Regions from separate parts of the Mus musculus genome. Here region 2 is linked to region 1. A link is a loop called in an ENCODE intact Hi-C map of the cell type or tissue named here. Cell type or tissue: gastrocnemius. All regions are shown on one strand. Links, peaks and the distances in the headings refer to the core of each region. The heading gives the core; the rest is flanking DNA.

Region 1 (2,911 bases), core at 134-2,633:
ACCCAAAACATCGCTGGGGGTCAGTTCAGGCTCCTGGAGCTAACAGGTCTTTCTCACCTGCCCAAGCAAGGAAGAATAATGCTTCCCCTATATACAGAACCAGGCTGCCATTCCACAGTATAAGTTCTAAAGATGTACCCAAAGAGAAGTGGGTAACAGCCTCCTTACAGCTGGGCATACCCTTGCAAAGCTGTGGATAGAAACTCTACTAAGGTTCTATCTGAGATCTGGCATGAGCCATCTAAGGTCCTGATGGAGGGATTGGGAAGCAGGATGCTCTGTGAGTGCATAATAACTCTTTCTCACTCTCTGGGCTGTTGACTGAGCTCCTGGAAAGCCACTTTCCCAGCCTCTGGGAGAGATAACCAGGATGCTCCCAGGAACAACAAAGGCCTAGCCTTATAACCTCAGGGAAGGGTCATCTCAGAGACATGATATGCTGGCACAGAGACACTCATCTCCTAAGCTGTCATTTTGTCCAGCAAAGAAAAACCCTGCTTTACCAGGCCCTGAACCTCCGAGGGACGACACTTACCTTCCCAGCCAGAACACGTGGGACACCAGCCCACCAATGAAAGAACATGATGCTGTAGCAGTAGATACACTGGAAGTGGAGCTGATATAGGTTCTTACAGAAGGAAGACCTGGAGAGGGAGGAGAGAGGGCGTCCATTCTAGGGGCCTTCTTTCTCCAAGCTTGTCTCCTGGAACTTCAGATATCACTTTGGAAAGGGTCCGGTTTACTTGTTTTACTCAAGGAAAAGCTGAAAAGAAAAACGACAGCAACCATGCATCTGTTTAGCACCTACTGTATGCCAAGTACATTATATGAATCTAAAATCATCTAAACAATACACAATAGTTGGCAATTTATGCTCCCATAGCCTCCATCTTACAGATAGGTAAACTGAAGCTCCAGAAGTTTAGATTCTTGCCCAAAGGCACACAACTAACGTGTGGCCAACCTAGGGTTTGAATAGTCTGTTTTCAGAGTCTAGGATCCTTCAGACATGCTATCCTGTCTCCTCCCACAACCTAGGCAACGAGCTGGGTAAAAGGTTCATAAGAAAGAGCCTCTTCTTTCCACACTACCACATGTGAGTTATGATGTGATCTATCCACATGGTCCTGCAGACCCTCTGGGTTCCCCAGCTGGGCTCTCCCCGAAAGTGACATGTAAAGATGGCTTTTCTGTTTGATGATCTTTGTCACACATTGCTATTCAGTATTCCATTTCGATTTACTCTAGAATCTAGTTGCTAATTGGTGGGTGGTACCCACCTCTATGCAAGTGCATGGATGAAGAGTGAGGAGCCTAAGGAGCCAGGTACTGAGACCAAACATCTACATCCAGCTGGAGGAAGATGCCTGCCTTGTATCCCTGGAATGCCACCCAGTCCTGGCTGACAGAACTCCATATAGGAGCAGGTGAAGGATTTTCACTTTGTAAATAACTCAGTGCCATTTGAACGGTCACAGCACTAGCACATGCTCGCCCTCTGCTGGGCATAAAGGAGAAGTGCAGTGACGCTACATCCTACTGGGGACAGGGCTAACCAGGGGAGGTCCGCCTTTCGCTGTTTCTGTGGACTTTCTGCTCGCACAATGTCTACCCATCTGCAGGCAAATGATCATTAGCTTGGAGAAGAAGGAGAGAAGGTCCTGGTGTGATTACAAAGGGACTTCCAAAAACGCTAAGCCGGACCTTTCTCCGTGGGAGGATTGAGTTTGTTGAAAACTCAGATTCTTAGCCACACCTGTCATCCCAGCTACTGTGGAGACTGAGGCAGGAGGACTAAAAATTTAAAGCCTGTTTGAGTGAGTTTAAGAGCATCTTGAGAGAGTTAGTAACTCTGTTTCAAACATAAACAGTAAGAACTGAAGATGTAACTCAGTGGCCAAGTCCGTGTGAGATGCCCTGGGTTCAATCCCCAAGCCTGAAAAATCCTAAAGGAAGGAGAAGGGGAAAATGGAGAAAAATCAAAGCAGATTCTTGGTTGTCATTTGCAGAGCAGAAGCTGAAAGCCTGGGGTTGAGCTGTTTCTGGGTAGCTGTTTTTCTCTCATTAAGACTCTGGCTGGGTCCCATGGCTGTACACCCCTTTCCCACCCAGTGACTTGTCGGGCCTCAGATTGGATTTTCCAATCCAGAGACTTCCACTCTGCTTCCAGGTGAAAGAGAGCCACTAGCAATAATGATGTGACTGTCCCCTAGCTATGACTAAGCTGTGCCAGCCCCAGTGGCAAGGGCCCAAGCATCACCTAGTTGAATTTTCTTTCTAAAACTTCCCTTTAATTGGTAGATACTGTAACTCAGTTTATGCATACAAAATGAGAGCCCCATCCCATTCTCAGAAAAGTCCCATGTCACATGGCATGGAACTTGCAGAGCCGACAACCAAGCTGGCAAAACTCCAAGAGAGCCAGTTCACTGTCCTCTGTCTGAGACTCCAGGATAATCAACTTTTTCCATTTCGCTTCTGGAACATACTTTTCTCCCAGCTTCCGGACATGTTCTCAGCTTCAGTCCCAGCCCCAGCTCACTGTAGTTGATTGACTAGTAGAAGGAGCTATGGTCAGCCAGAAGTCAGGTGTCACGACCTTGAAGGACTGGGCTAAAGGTGAGGATCATGTCAGAAAGTCACAGAGCTTTTTGTGACACTATGGGAGTGCTCCACTGGGAGCTAACGGGCTGAGCTGAACTTAAGTTTGCACCTGCATCCTTCCTATCCACAAGGAGCTGGAAGCCTGGCTGGGGATGGAAGATGCTCTCCAACCTTCAAAGCTTGTGCTAAGAGAATGGCAGATATGCCACAGGTCAGAGGCATACTGAAAATGGAGGACTAACCTCAACAAGTAGGAGGAGATGCCGCTTTCTGGTAGAGCAAGAACATGTAGAACCCAAGTATGGCT
Region 2 (2,911 bases), core at 99-2,598, 52 kb before region 1:
GCCGAACTAGGGACAGTTTGGTTTGGGTTTAAAATCACAGCATCTCTGAGGCTAGATCTTTGTCTTCAGCCTGGCTTTTTATTTTTTTAACAGAAAGGGAGGCTCTGCAGACCTGGAGACTGCTGTCACTGTCATTTCTGTAACCGCAGTAAGAGATGGAAAGAGCTGAACCGTATAAAGGAAGGGAGGCTGGAGACAAAGGAAGCCAGAGAAAAGCCACTGTGACATAGAAAAGCTCAGATAGAAGGCAGAAAGGAGTCTGTATTCTAGTCCTGGCTGTCAGCTCTAGCCCTCGAAACAGCTCTTGGGTCCACATGCTGAGGGAAGGAGTCTTTAGGGCCTGCCAGAGATATTCCGTCTCCCTACCATGTTAGTCAGCTTTCCACCACTTTAACAAACTACCCGACAGAATCAACTTACAAAGAGAGAAGGGTTGCTTGGGCTCCCTCTTTTAAAATCTTTGGTCTGGCTGATTTGCAGATGTGGTGGAGCAAAACCCCTACGGCATGGCCAGGAAGTGAAGATAAAATAGCGATTGGCCTGGAGTAGTACTATATACTTCCAGGGCATGCCGCCGACTGTAAGAGCTTCCATAAAGCCCTATCTCTTGAAGACTCCACCACCTCTCAGTGGTGGCACCTTGAGACAATGCCTTACCTTCTAACCAACTGGGAAAGTAAGGCTGAGGCACTGTTCAACTCGCTCAGTTAGCAACATACTTTGAAAATAAATATAAAGAAAGGGTAATTGTGAACTTTTGGTCATTGTCTCAGTTTTGGGCCATTGCTGTGGGTAACAGGATCCTAAGGGCAGCTCTGTGGCACCATGAACTTGTGATTAAAAATGAGTAAGTTCAGGCTTGGCACACACAGAGCACAGCAGTGACCATGCACAGAGCAGTGATCACTCACGGGTCAGAGCAGCAACCACGCACGGGGCGGAGCAGCGACCACACACAAGGCACAGCAGCGACCAGGCGTTGGAAAGGGTAAGCGAATGATCAACACTGAACATATCTCCTCTGTATCAGTTTTCTATGACCTGGATATCCTGAGTTCGCCCACCACAGCATATTTGTCCGTTTTTAACTCTGACCCACCAGCTATCAGATGCTTAGACTCCTATGCTGAGCCCACTGCCACATTGTGTCACAGGCTGCTAAGCCCAGCTCTTAGTGACAAAGCAAGAGGAACTCTGGGGTCAACATCATCTACACAGCAAGTTCCAAACTGCCAGAGATAGACAGAGAAGAGAAAATCTGTCTCAAAAATGTTTTAATCCAAAACAATACATGATAAACTTTCTTCTTCCTGAAAGACAGCTTGGTGGGAGAAATGGCTGCAGAACCGCATTCTCCCAGCAGGTGGCACCCGAGGAACGTGTTTGGGATTCAGCCCGCCTGTCAGCCCAGTGGGCCTTTCTATGGCTTCTGTGTGGGACACACAGGTCTACCCTGACAGGCCTCGGACATAGGGCCTGAACACCACATACCTCGTCATGAATGGACCCAAGACATAAAAAACAGTACAGCTTTGATACTCGCTTGCCAGAGAGAGCTCTAAGTTGTGAGGCTTCGGATGCCACAGCCTCTTCTTAGCAGGCTCCCAGCCCAAAGCCTGTTTGGGACAGGAAATAGGGCGGCCAGTCTCTCCAGAATGCTGTCCTTGCAGCCAAGCTCCAACATAGTTCAAGTTCTTTATCAATGCGTATTAACTGTGCAGAAGGGTCCATGCATGTTTGAGAAGTACTTGGCCACAATTACCCCCTCTGTTATTACAGATTATACACCCCCTCGCCCTCTTCATTTTCTTTTCTGTATCACTGGCAGTCTCCAGTTTCGTATCTTCTTCACCCTTCCCAGCTTCCGAAAAAGAAGTAAAGCAAGAAACACTTGTCTCCCCAGTCTCTTTTCACTCAACATGATAATCTACAGTTCTATTCATTTTATTGAACATCTTGTTCATCTTTACAGTTAAAGAAAACTCTACTGTTCGGCCATGCCCAGCCTATGGCCCAAGAGAGATATCTATGCAGCCCAATTTAAACTCACAGAACTACCTAAAATGTTATGAGATCATTTGGGTAATTTTTTAATTCACATAACTCATTTTCATGAAATTTTGTATAGACTACAGTGTATGTGTGTGTATCTATGTGAAGGTGTGTGCATGTGGGTGTAGTACCCACAGAAGCCAGAAGAGGGCATTGGATCCCCTGGAGCTGAAGTTACAAGCTGCTGTGAATCAGCTCCTGTGGGTGCTCAGTGGCGACACTGAGACTCCCTGCAGTTATCTTGCCCTGGTCTCACTGTAAAGAGGGGGCGTGGTTAAGATTTCACTCAAGCTTCATCTCACCTCCTGCCCTATAGAGGCTCCAGGTGTGAGGTCGGTGTGGATGTGGTGGGGGCGGGGCTGGCCATTAAGAGAAGATAGGAGGAGACCGGCAGTTGACTGAAGAATGCCTGGTGTTCTAATGTTCTGATACCCGGTTGGTAAACCTATTAGCAGCCCGGGAAGTCACCAGGAGAAGCTTTGAAAATGAAAGGAGATGTAGATTCCCGGAAGGGAGACGAGTCTGTGCCAGAACAGCACTGTGTGCAGAAAGGAGGGGAGGGTAGCGTGCGCAAGAGGGTAATGGGAGCTTGGGACTGTCGGCAACAACATAGGCGAGCTGGGTACCACACCACGCAGGGCTGGGCTTTCGACAAGGGGTGTAAGGAAGAGGTTTGTGTCAGTGTGTCTGGGAGGCTTGGAGAGAAGTCCTTCTGTCAAAGACGAAGGAGTCCAGCCCCACTAGCCACGTGATCCAGAGTGCTCTCCGCACACTCAACAGTGGACCTGAGAAAGTCCTCCGCACCCGAGGCAAAGAGAAAGGGCAGAGACGGCTGCTTCTGTTTACAGGAGTCAGGAAG

What was found. Peaks named below come from ENCODE experiments on the same cell type or tissue, not always from the same donor. Only the 100,000 strongest peaks of a DNase experiment are listed, where the experiment ranks them.
Region 2: a loop joins it to region 1, with 8 times the contacts of the local background. A loop is called at or near these places in 26 of 42 quality-filtered maps.

What each region holds. Positions count from the first base shown.
Region 1 is chr6:126,550,687-126,553,597 of GRCm38, forward strand. Gm33320 (a long non-coding RNA gene) reads right to left here. Exons shown (of 5, transcript XR_378037.2): 4 at 536-763. Among named protein-coding and RNA genes, the nearest start is that of Gm33320, 6.4 kb to the right of the region's middle. In gastrocnemius, for the core only: no CTCF peak of the experiment used is centred there; a DNase peak (open chromatin) is centred at 1,510.
Region 2 is chr6:126,498,889-126,501,799 of GRCm38, forward strand. The region is part of intron 1 of Gm38899 (a long non-coding RNA gene); the gene reads right to left. Among named protein-coding and RNA genes, the nearest start is that of Gm38899, 15 kb to the right of the region's middle. In gastrocnemius, for the core only: a CTCF peak has its summit at 1,353 (motif pointing right); DNase peaks (open chromatin) are centred at 1,369 and 2,265.